Linked DNA regions of Homo sapiens: region 1 is linked to region 2. A link is a contact called in ENCODE Hi-C or POLR2A ChIA-PET data. All regions are on one chromosome and are shown on one strand. The core of a region is the stretch at or near the end of the contact, and the rest is flanking DNA. Distances in the headings are between cores, read along the strand shown.

Evidence for each region. A loop is a pair of places that touch in the nucleus more often than their neighbours do. ChIA-PET counts read pairs that join two places held with the same protein, here RNA polymerase II (POLR2A). Pooled maps may share reads with other maps.
Region 1: a pooled map of adrenal gland shows a loop between it and region 2 (4-fold over the local background). The contact joins two enhancer-like sites. A Hi-C loop is called at or near these places in 2 of 168 maps with a recorded cell type or tissue (both CD14-positive monocyte) and 2 of 50 pooled maps. POLR2A ChIA-PET finds 5 or more read pairs at or near these places in 3 of 52 experiments (CD8-positive, alpha-beta T cell, activated CD4-positive, alpha-beta T cell and naive thymus-derived CD4-positive, alpha-beta T cell).

What each region holds. Positions count from the first base shown.
Region 1 is chr4:3,217,348-3,223,369 of GRCh38, reverse strand. HTT (huntingtin) reads right to left here. Exons shown (of 67, transcript NM_001388492.1): 52 at 5,418-5,605; 53 at 3,062-3,188; 54 at 883-983. Among named protein-coding and RNA genes, the nearest start is that of MSANTD1, 29 kb to the left of the region's middle. Within about 2 kb of position 1,254, at least 3 of the 41 ENCODE cell types and tissues checked have a DNase peak (open chromatin) inside an H3K27ac peak, as active enhancers do.
Region 2 is chr4:3,180,895-3,186,394 of GRCh38, reverse strand. HTT (huntingtin) reads right to left here. Exons shown (of 67, transcript NM_001388492.1): 37 at 3,925-4,041. Among named protein-coding and RNA genes, the nearest start is that of MSANTD1, 66 kb to the left of the region's middle. Within about 2 kb of position 3,239, at least 2 of the 41 ENCODE cell types and tissues checked have a DNase peak (open chromatin) inside an H3K27ac peak, as active enhancers do.

The sequences.
Region 1 (6,022 bases), core at 5-2,504, 39 kb before region 2:
GACACCCACAACCACCTCTGCCTGCAGAACCCAGAGTCTTCCCTGCCTCAATGGGAGGAAGAGGAGCCTTAAGTGCTACCAAAGGATTTCTGTCAGGCTGAGCTCACGGGGCACAAGGCAGGGCCTCCGCACACACGGGCCCTGAAACAATCTGATGGGCAAAAGCCCATTTTTCAAATCAAGGACTCCTTTGGGCACAAAACTCCAAACATGAATTACTTTTTAATAAATTATCTTTGAATTCCCTCATACATTTTACAGGCCTTGCTTATGACACCCTGTTAGCTTCTATGCATGAATTTAAAGACAATCTTGATGACTTGTGACATATGTCTACCCTCCAAACTGTCATTTCTGTGAGTTCAAACCACACCTTCTATCAGAATCAAGGGCCTGCATTCCACAACTTCCCATTCTGCTGGCTCCGCTGTACCAGAGCACAGTTATTATTAATATCGTGTTAGCGTAATGTACGTGAACACTTCAAGAAGCCTGATAAAATCTCTGCAAGACATTAGAAAAATGAAACCAGGTACTACTCATGGCCTTTATAAAGTGCCTTTTCATTTTAATTCAACCTACACTCCTCTGAATATTGATAAACTAAAAGATATTTTCCAGAAAGGGCACAATCGTATTGATCCTTAACATGGAATGCACCGTAATAAAATGCATTCCAGCCATTGGTAATCGCAGCCCCCAGACCTCAGCAGGCTTTGTCCCTGCTCTGGAATATCAGTCAAGACACCATTCAGCTACTCTTTCAAAAATAAGGTAAGAGAAAAAAAGAACACCAGCTTGCTGCCTTATTTTATTCCCCACCAAAGGCCTGCAAGCGGCCATAACTGCCCATGTGCCAACCAGCACAGGGTGTGGCCTTACTTCTGGTGGGCTCTCCTCCTGCTCCATCACGAGGGGCTGCGTCACCAGGACACCAAGGAGGGTGGCCCAAGTTTCTTCAAACTGAGTACGACTGGTCCAGCCTAGAAATATAAATGTTACATGAGAGAGTGTCAACCCTTCTCAAGCCTGTAACGGAGAGCTGACAGCTACGCCGACACAGCACGGCCCCTGGAGAAGGCTCCACGCCAAGGGCAGTGAGTCCCTTAAACCTCACACAGTTCTATGATGCGGGGAACACTATCCCCTCCATTTCATCATTGAGGAAACCGAAGTATAGACATCGGCTGCACTGTCCGAGACACATGAGAGGCAGGTGGCACAGGCCCAAGTCGGCCCTGGCAGCCTGGTCAACCCCCAGTGGAGCAGACACAGGGACAGGGCAGGGACGCCCATGCAGGCAACCTCGTGCAGGGCCAGGGCCACTTCTGCCCCACTCACTAAATGGGCTAAAATCTTCCCTGGAGTCCAGCCCTGAGACTGTGCAGCTGGCTGCACAACTCTGTGGATAAAACTAATGGCCACCAAGCTGTCCGCTTAGAGTGGGTGAAATCTGTAGTATGTGAATTCTACCTCAATAAAGCTGCTAAAAATTTAAAAGTCAAAGTAATGGTTCCTCTGACCTGTCTAGAAGAATAGATTAAAAAGAGTGTATCAAGGTAGGAACGGGGATTCAGTGAAAATACATCCGACAGACCCTCCATCCCTATTGATGAGCTGCATTCGAGTGTATCTAACGAACAGTTGTTTCTGACAGCTGTGCTTCATGTCCCCATCATGATGTCTGAGGCAGCCACGCCACTTGTGGTAAGGCCAGAGAGACGGGATGGGGTGCTTAGGACAGGAGAACTAGAGCAATGGACATCGGGGTCCCCGTGATAAACGGGGTAAAGAAAGAACAAGAGACAGAGAGAAGGAGAGCGTGCAGGACTGATTCAGACACAGATACAGACAAATATAACAATTTACGTTACAGGGAAAAAAATGAACAAAGAAAATGAGCACAGACAAGGCAAGGACTGCGGCACAGTCTTGGGTCACGCACGTCCGATGGGCAGTTCAAGAGCAAGGGCACCCAAGTAAGCAAAGGTGCTCGTGTTAGGCAAGGGGGAGAGAGCAGGAGGCCACTGATACCGATCCTCACAGCCAGGAAGAGGAGGAGCTCCGTGAGGCAGCTGGCGTGAGGTACCTGCTCAGGGCTCTCTTTGGACATTGAATTATAAAGGGGAAAGTAGAGGCAAGGTGTCTCCTGCCACAACCTTCTGGGATCCAAACAAGCCTCAAATCTGCAGAAGCCCGAGGGACTGGGGAGAGGACTGGACAGTGGAGTCAGGGTGCCCCTGCCAGACTTTCTAGGACAAGACAGGAACATTCCAGGAAACACCACAGCAGGGCACAGTCACTGAGAACTGACTGATTACAGTCCCACCACAAGATCACACCTCTTGCCATCAAATAGGGGCAAAAGTGGTGACTTATTCATTTAGACACTTATTTAGAAATAAGGGGTAACATTTGTTTAGAAATGTAATTTCTAAATCTGCAACAATTCTATGAAATAGACACGACCCCCATTTTACATATGACAAAACTGAGGGTCTCTAGAGGTTAGACGGACTTGCCCTGCGCTGCTCAGGTAGGAGGGCTGGAAGCAGACCAGGACTGTCTGAGCCCCAAGCCTGCTTTCTCCCCATGCTGCCTCTAGGCTCTGGGGAAGGCGAGTGCCAAGAAACCTGACTCCATCTGCTCCCGTCTGCTTGTTCCCATATGAGAAAATGGACCACTGAGACACAACAGGATCAGACTGGTGAACACAAGAAAACATTCTGAGACAAGTGCTGCCACTGTTTAGCCTAAATGCAAAATCTAAGGCAGAATTTGGTCTCACGTTGTCCACTACACATGAACCTTTCCTGACTTCAAACAAGCCCGGAATACACAAAGCTGGGATTCAAGCCACAAAACACAGGAACTGGGATCTATTTTCTCAGTATAAAAGGAGTTTTGCCAACACTGCAAAATGTATTCACATAGGTTTGTATTATTATCATGCTTAAATCTTTTCTGGAGTCAAATGAGAAGATCCCAGTACTGGGGGCTCTGGATTTCCTCCCGGTAGATGTCCGACAATGGTGACCTGAAGGAGAGGCCCCAAGAGTACCTAGTGTGTTGATGCGGTAGATGAACTCCTTAAAGACTTCCTTTTCCTGGAGGAACTCCACGGGGATCTCAGGGAATGCTGTGCCAAAATCCCCTCCCGGTTTGGGTGACCATCCAAGCTTCCACACCTGAGAAGATGAAAAGGAAGTGACATCATCCGAGTTGAGTCAGGACAGACATACTGTGAGGAAGCAGGAAGCCCGACTTCTCTCCACTGGGCTCCCTCCTCACTACCCCAACACTGTCCCAGAGCTGGCACCTTCTCCCCCAGAAAACAGCTCCAACTGCTTCCTGGGACTTCCTTCCCCATCAAGTGGCCCTCCCAAATCTGCTCTGCCCTCCCACTTCCTGTCCTCATCCTGAGGCTGCTGGCACACCCCACTCAGGGAGTGCTGGGAGAAGCAGGCAGGAGTTAGAGACAGCACCCCTCGCCCACAAACAGCAGGTGCTGTGCTAGAATAAAGGCAGGCGTTCAATGAGGTTCAGCTCAGATATGTTTATTGGCAAGCAGGCATGAAAATGAACCATACAGCTTATTTCTGTAAACTCTGAAGTCCAGTTCTCTGTGCGTGAGGTGCTCAGACAAGTGCCATGCACAGAAGAATCCAGAGGCAGGCTTGATGCTGTTCAAGTGGCAGGATCAGCTCACGGTCTGGCCAGCTCAGCTTACATGCCTTCAGTGAGGTGACAAAGGACCCAACGGAACCCCAGGATTCCCACAGCCCATCTGCACAAAGGCAGAGGGGGCTCTATGATAATGACCAGCTAATCTCTTACCTCACCACAGGAAAGCCCTCTCTTTAAATCGGTTATGCTCCCCTATGCTCCTCTCTGGTACCCACCCAGGGAGAGACTGCAGTGCCTGTTACAGCTGCCTTCCAGATGACCGCACTCAGGGAACTCCTCAATGCCAGTGAAGAGCTTGCTGGAGGAATTTTACCTACAGCGTGCAGCCCGTCCTGGCCTATCCTCAGGTGTGCTCTGGACGGCATGACCTCAAGACCGTGCCCTCCTGCATGGTCTCCACGAGCCCCTCCAAAGGAGCAGTTACTGTCTCATAACCAGATGCTAATGAACCCACAGTGACTCGCTGTGCACCAAGAGTGGGGCCGAGAGCAACCCCATGCAGCAAGTGTGGCCTGCTTCTCCAGCACCCCTGCTGCTCTCTTCCCAGGAAAGCCTACAACTCCCTGTTCTGCAACTGCTTCCAGCACCGCCAGGCACTGGCCTCTTCTTCGGAATAAGCCCGCCATCTGGAATACCTTCATTCCCTGCGGCAGAATCCTTATCTCTCAGGATCAAACAATACTGCGTCCTTGGAGCAAGCCTCCCTAGACTCTCCAGCATACATACACACACGTGCACACACACACACAGGCAGGCACGCACCCTTCTCAGGCAGCCACAAGCCTCTTCCCTGGGACCTGGCTCCATTCTCCCTGACCTACACCTGCTGGCTCACACCCTGCCAGGTCGGCCTTTCTTTCCTGCCTGAGGATGCTGCAGGCCCTAAGGAACAGGCCCCATCATCTTATTTCAGCGGGCTGGTGGGAGATGATGCCATTTCACTGGGCAGAAGTCAGTCCCCCTCCATCAACCCTCACTCTCCTCAAGCTAAGCTCCTCATGTTATCTGAAACAAGGGTTCTGATCAATAACACCTACCTTTTTTTTTTTTGAGACGGAGTCTTGCTCTGTTGCCCAGGCTAGAGTGCAGTGGCGCGATCTCGGCTTACTGCAACCTTCGCCTCCTGGGTTCAAGCGATTCTCCTGTCTCAGTCTCCTGAGTAGCTGGGATTACAGGCGTACACCACCACACCTGGCTAATTTTTATATTTTTAGTAGAGATGGGGTTTCACCATGTTGGCCAGGCTGGTCTCGAAATCCTGACCTCAAGTGATCCGCCCACCTTGGCTTCCCAAAGTGCTGGGATTACAGGCATGAGCTACTGCGCCTGGCAATAACACCTACTTTAAACCAATTCTGAAGACAACTGCAAAACTGTGTAGAAAAACATGAATTATCTCCAAAGGAAAATCTCACTCACTCGAGGGGGTGTGGTTTCTGGTCTGCTATTAAGCAAAGTGGTCTAGTTGCTCTAGAATCAGGTCTAACACTAATCTCTTAGGGATGTAGGGCCTCAGTTCATTTTAGAAAACCCAGTATTTCTACTAGCGACCTCCACACGTGGTGCCTGAGGAAAGCAGCCTGGCACCAGAACCACAGTGGGCACCAGAACCACAGCAGGCAGCCTCTGGGCTGCGGGGATTCTGTCCCGCCCTCTCACGTGTGCCCAGCCCAGGGCCTACCGGTGCCTTTCACCGTACTTGGTCTTCTGCAAGGAACGAGCAGACTCACCAGTGGGGGCACACGTGTGTAGCTGTTGACAAGGGGCAGGCGGGCCAGGCTGATGATGATGTTCCTTAGCAATGGCGTGAGAAACGCCGGCACGCCGCTATTCCTTTTATGACCCAAGGCCAACACCGACTGCAGAGACTCCACCATTTCTGCCACCATCTCACAGGCTGCAGTGATATACTTAGGATCTAAACAAGCAACGGTTAAGAGAGGACTTTTTAAAAAACACATCCTATATGCCCAGTGTAGAAAGCATGACCTACAACCAGCTGCTCAAGCTGTAACTGTGGAATCCACTTAGACTCTGAGTTGGCCACTGAAGGCCTGCAGATTCTACCTTCATATCCGCCTATACCATACAATTCTCCCCATTTTCTGCTGGGATTGCTGGAATGGTCCTGAACCTGAGCTCTGGCCTTGGTTCCCAGCCCTCTGGCCCACTCTCTGTGATAAGGCCAGCAGCAGCCTGTGACAGCTGGAAGCCATCCTGTGGCTCCTCAGCCTCAGACTTCCTTTAGGACACCTCCTCTGCCCCTCGTCTTTCTCTGGTCTCCCAGGACCTGTGTCTGTCCCTCAGCTAGTATCAAAGGGCCATGTTGTCATCC
Region 2 (5,500 bases), core at 1,990-4,489:
AAATCTTGTCATTTAGATTTTTATTACATAAATAATAAATGCTTTCTGTAAAAGACTCAAATATACAAAAGTGTGAAAAAAAATCAACTAGCACTGCAGCACCCTGACACAATCATTACCAACATTTTGGGGACCAGTCTTCCAAGCGTCCCTTTGTATACACATACATGGGATGGTGTGCACTTTTTTTTTTCTTTTTCTGCACTCCATCCCTCCCACAACAGTTGTAACAAATGCTAAGTGGTGTGTGTATATCCCTTTCTTAATCTGCCCCATGTTCCTATAGCCATATCCTTGCCCCCTCACCCACAGAGGTTTTGTTTTAGTTGTTTTGAAAAATCATAAACGTCTCTGCTCTTCTCACTTAACCCAGTGCAATGGAGAACTCCCAAGGCAACTGGCTGAACTTCCTTTCTTCCTTCCTCCCTCCCCTTCCTCCCTTCCATTTCTTCCATTTATTTCCTTCCTTCCTTCCTCCCTCCCTCTCTCTTCTTTCTCTCTCTCTCTTTCTAACAGAGTCTCACTCTGTGCCCCAGGAGTGCAGTGGCGCACGAATGGGCTCAAGTGATCCTCCCACCTCAGCCTCCTGAGTTAGCCAGGACTACAGGCGCACACCACCACACCCAGCTACTTTTTGTATTTCTAGTAGAGACAGGGTTTCACCATGTTGCCCAGGCTGGTCTCAAACTCCTGAGCTCAAGCAATCTGCCTGCCTTGGCCTCCCAAAGTGCTGGGATTACAGGCATGAGCCACCACACCTGGCCAGAACATTTTTAATCATGCAAAATAGCCCAAGCTAAAATAGTCTAAGCTTATACCACAGTGTGTTCAACCATTACTTATTGATGGTGGGCACTGACTGTTTCCAATTTTTGTTTCTACTGAGTGTGTATACATAGTAAACAACTCTGCAAACAGATGTGGTGTTTTTCAAGGCACAGATGTGAAGCTCACAACACTGGCCACATCTTACAACAAGGGAACAACTGACTTGAGCTCCAGGATTCCTGCATCCTGGACCCTCGCCTGTGCTCACCAACTCTGCCTCCTCCCCAGCAACTCTGGGAGAACCCACAGTGCTCTGTCATCCATGCAGCCAATCCTAACCCATGTCTGTGAACACCACAACGGCGATTTGTGTCTCCTGTGTCATGAACTGATCCTCCCTGTTGCTTCTGCCCTCAGTGCGTAAACAGGCCTTCATTTCTGCCAACTTAACCCATTGCCGACTCCTCTCCTCCTCTGGCTACTGCCCTATTTCTCCGTTCCCTCTTCAAGTAAAACCTTTTCCCAAGTCTCTCTCCTGTCCTTTCAGGAACACATTCCCATTAGGGTTTGGCTCCCTTTGCTCCTCCAAAAGCACTCATCAGTGCCCTCGGTGCTGCCAAACCTGGGCCAAGTTCCCAAGGTGCTGACAGCAGATGTCGCCCTCCTGCACAAAATGCCTTAAAAAAAATCTTGGCTTTAGGAACCCCACACCTGCCTACTCCCCCTGCCCCAGCACTGGCTCCCCTCACCTACCTGACCTTGGAGCTGGGACTCAGCAGGCTCGGTATTCAAGCTCCTCCTCCTCTCCAGCCAGTCTGGGTCCACTGTGAGTGGACATCTCAGATGCTGACCCCCTGCCCCACAGTCTCTCGACAACTCCAGGCTCATACACCTGATGCTGGCCTCACCTCATTAGGCACCTATGGGGTCTCAACTGCTACATCCAGACAGGCTCTGACCTCCTGCTGCCCCCAATGTCTGCCCTACCTTGTCCACAGCCACCCTGTCCTCACCCTGAAATCACCCCCAAAGCCCTGCTCTCTCTCACATGCCACATCTAAGCCACCAGCAAACCTTGCTGGTTTTGCTTTCATGCTGCCAAGGGATGCTGACTTGGGCCATTCCACTCCAGTGCCGGGTCTCACATGGGTGGCCCTGCTCTGCCCTCACCTCCCCCTCAAGGCTATTCTCAACTCAGGAATAAGAATGATCCTGCTAAAACCTACACCACATCAGCGCAAACCCTCTCAAGGCTCCTCCACACTGGCCTCACCCCACCAGGCCTCACTCCCTTCCCTCCCCATGGCTGCCCCACTCCTCCACCCTCATTGCTTGTACCCTAACAGCATGTCCGCCCCCCGCCAGGGCCTTTGCACTGCTATTTGCTCTGCCTGGAATGTTCCTTCCCCAGGTATCTCCTAGGCTTGTATCTTTCCTTTCTGCAAATTCACTCAAATGTCACCAGATCACCAAAGCTTCTTCTCATCACCAGCTGAACAATGCCACTCCCACCGCAGACACCACCTAACTCTCTTCCCTCCTGGATTCTTCTGTACGGTGTTCCTGATCAGCCGCCATGGTATAGACTTCACTCACTTGCTTTTCTATTGTCTGTCCCCTTACCCGCATCCCAACAAAATCTTCACTCCAAGAAGGCAGGGGGTCTTTCTTTAATCTGCTTTGATCACTGATGTATGCACTGCCAGTAACAGGATAGTATCTAGCACTACTTCTGAATGCAACATGCACCTGTGGTGAGCTACCTGGCAGGTGCTGCACTAAGCGTTTCATAAATGTTGTATCACACAATTTCCATTGCGGCAGATATTAAGTCAGGTATTTACTATGTATTCAGGCCTTCGATCTCCACTCTACTCAGATTACGCACAGAAAAGAATGGGATAAAGCTTCCAGGGCACCATTCTAAAACCATCTGTAGGCAGGGAGACCCTGACCACACTAAAACTGCTGTCAATCTCACCAGAAGCCAAGATCCCTGTCCTGTTGTCTAACTGGTCTCAAGATAACATTCCATTATGAAATCAGAATGGGGGTGCAGTCATGAAGGCAGTAACATCAATATCACATGCCTCTAAGTTTAAATCAAATGCCAAAAACCACGGACTACTCGTACTATACAGAGTAGTTGTTTATTGTGTATAATCAAGATGAACAAACATGTATTTGCTGAGTCCACTTAAAAGGCAACCTCAAGCTGTGCCAGGCAGCTCATGAGATTTTCTGGCAGAGCTGCCTCAAGGAGGTCCCCACCACCCTTCTCTGTGAGCTACAGAGGTGCTGCTACACTGGGGGCACAGTGGCCTGTGCCTGACTGGGGGCAGGCTGCTTCTGAAACTGGCACTGCCAGGCCATTTCCTTCCACTGCAGTTGTGGAAACAATGATTCATGTCATTTGATCATAGAAATTCTGATTAGTGATGAATAGGCCAGGCGAGGTGGCTCACACCTGTAATGCCAGCACTTTGGCAGGCCAAGGTTGGTGGATCACTTGCGCCCAGGAGTTTAAAACCAGCCTGGGCAACACAGCGAGACCTCATCTCTACTAAAAATACAAAAAACTAGCCAGGCGTAGTGGTGCACACCTGTGGTCCTTGCTACTCAGGAGGCTGAGGTGGGAGAATTGGTTGAACCTGGGAGGCAGAGGTTGTTGCAGTGAGATTACACGACTGCACTCTAGCCTGGGTGACAGAGTGAGACCCTGTCGGAAAGGAAAGGAAGGGAAAGGAAAGGAAAACTGCTAAATTACAAGCAGTAAGGTAACAAAAACAAAAATCTAACCACCAAATAAAACACTGGGTTGACCAGAATGCAGGAGGCAGTGTAGGAGGTAAGGGTTCGGGCTTTAGAGTTAGCCTTGGCCCGCCCTCACCCCAGCACTCTAAAGCTGTGTGCTGCCTGATCACCTCCATAACCTCTCGGAGCTGTGGGATCCCCCCTGTAAAGTAGGTGGGCAATACCAACCTGAGATGGCATTGTGAGAAGAAATGAAGTCAGCTGTCCCATGACTAGCACGGAGAACTGCTATCAAGGCACAGATTAGGACTGAAGGAAGAGCTGATTCCAGCCACCCACCTTTCACAAGGACCTTAAGCTACCATCACTATGCAACAACAAGCCAAGGCTGCGGGGACAAACCTGCTGTTTGGCTAACATTGGGAGGATGATGTCAGCTATCTGTCGAGACAGTCGCTTCCACTTGTCTTCATTCTCCTTGTGGCACTGCTGCAGGACAAGAATGAACATCTCCAACACCTATAAGAGCGTGCACAATTAGAAAGTCTGCTGCCAAGAGACGCCTTTCCACCCCTACGTGTCCGTCTGTTATACTTGTCCCAGTTCAGCTGGAAGACTCTAGGATCCAAACAGATGTGATCCCAGCGAGGACAGGGGGACACTAATGCAACCCCCACTCTATGACATGAGAAATGTAGGGGAATCAGAACGAAACACAAGTTCCTCTAGGGCACATACAAGGTGCACACTTTGCTCAGGAGGATTTGCCATCATTGTTATTTGTATAGAATTTGTAATATTTCACAATCAGAGAAAAGGCACAACATGAAAATCAAATGTATATTAATCTTTGGCAAACTTCAAACACAGCCTTGACTAAACTATTCTGCAGGTGGCTCATTGCCTTTGTGGACATTCACTTCAATTCTGTGTTCTCTGCAGAGGCAATCTACTGAAGAGCACCTGCTTCCCAGAGGTATACATGGTTGAGCACAAGTTTATTAGTGATCATTTCTAAACAGACATATCCAGAGCTCACTGAACATGTGGCTGATGAACTCCTCTCCATGACACCCACCCACCCAAGCAGCTCTGCCTGCCACCACCTGCTTGCCAGTTGCTCATTTTCAGACCTCTTTATGATACATGTACTTTTGCATTGCAATTATGTGATTTAATTAGGCATTAAGTATTTAATTAAATACTACAGGGGTTCATTAAAATATGAATGAACAAAGAAAGTGCTGCTTCTTATGAGAAAAGCTATGGCTTTATGAAGATTCAAAGACAAACAGCTAAAAAGAATTGACAAAATAAGTGAGGGCTAGACAACAGTGCAAGTTAAAAGAAAGGAGAAGTCATTTAAAAAGAGAGATTTCTGCACTCAGCCTTCCTCAAAATGTCTTTGAATTCTTATGCCACTTTAAGAAAACAAAACCAGAAATCAGCTCAAAGAAAAAGACCTTAGCCCTATGTCAAAATAGTGGTAAATAAATATACAAATAAAGTTTTTATTTCAGAGTTGAGATTTCTATCATTTTAAGGTTTCTACCATCTTGACCAACACTGTCAATTGATTTTTGGTCCTCGTTTTGGAAAAGAGGGCCTCACTATCTTGAACGATCTCGTGACTCTCAGACCAGGAGTCAGGTGAACTCCTGTGGCTGTGCCCACTTTAAAGATAAACACCAGGCTGGGCATGGTGGCTCACGCCTGTAATCCTAGCACTTTGGGAGGCCAAGGCAGGAGGATCACTTGAGGTCAGGAGTTCGAAACAGCTTGGCCATCATGGTGAAACCCCATCTCTACTAAAAATACAAAAAAAAAAATTTGCTGGGCATGGTGGTGCATGCCTGTAATCCCAGCTACTCGGGAGGTGGAGGCAGGAGAATTGCTTAAACCCGGGAGGTGGAGCTTGCAATGAGCCAAGATCGTGCCACCACACTCCAGCCTGGGCGACGGAGAGAGACTCCATCTC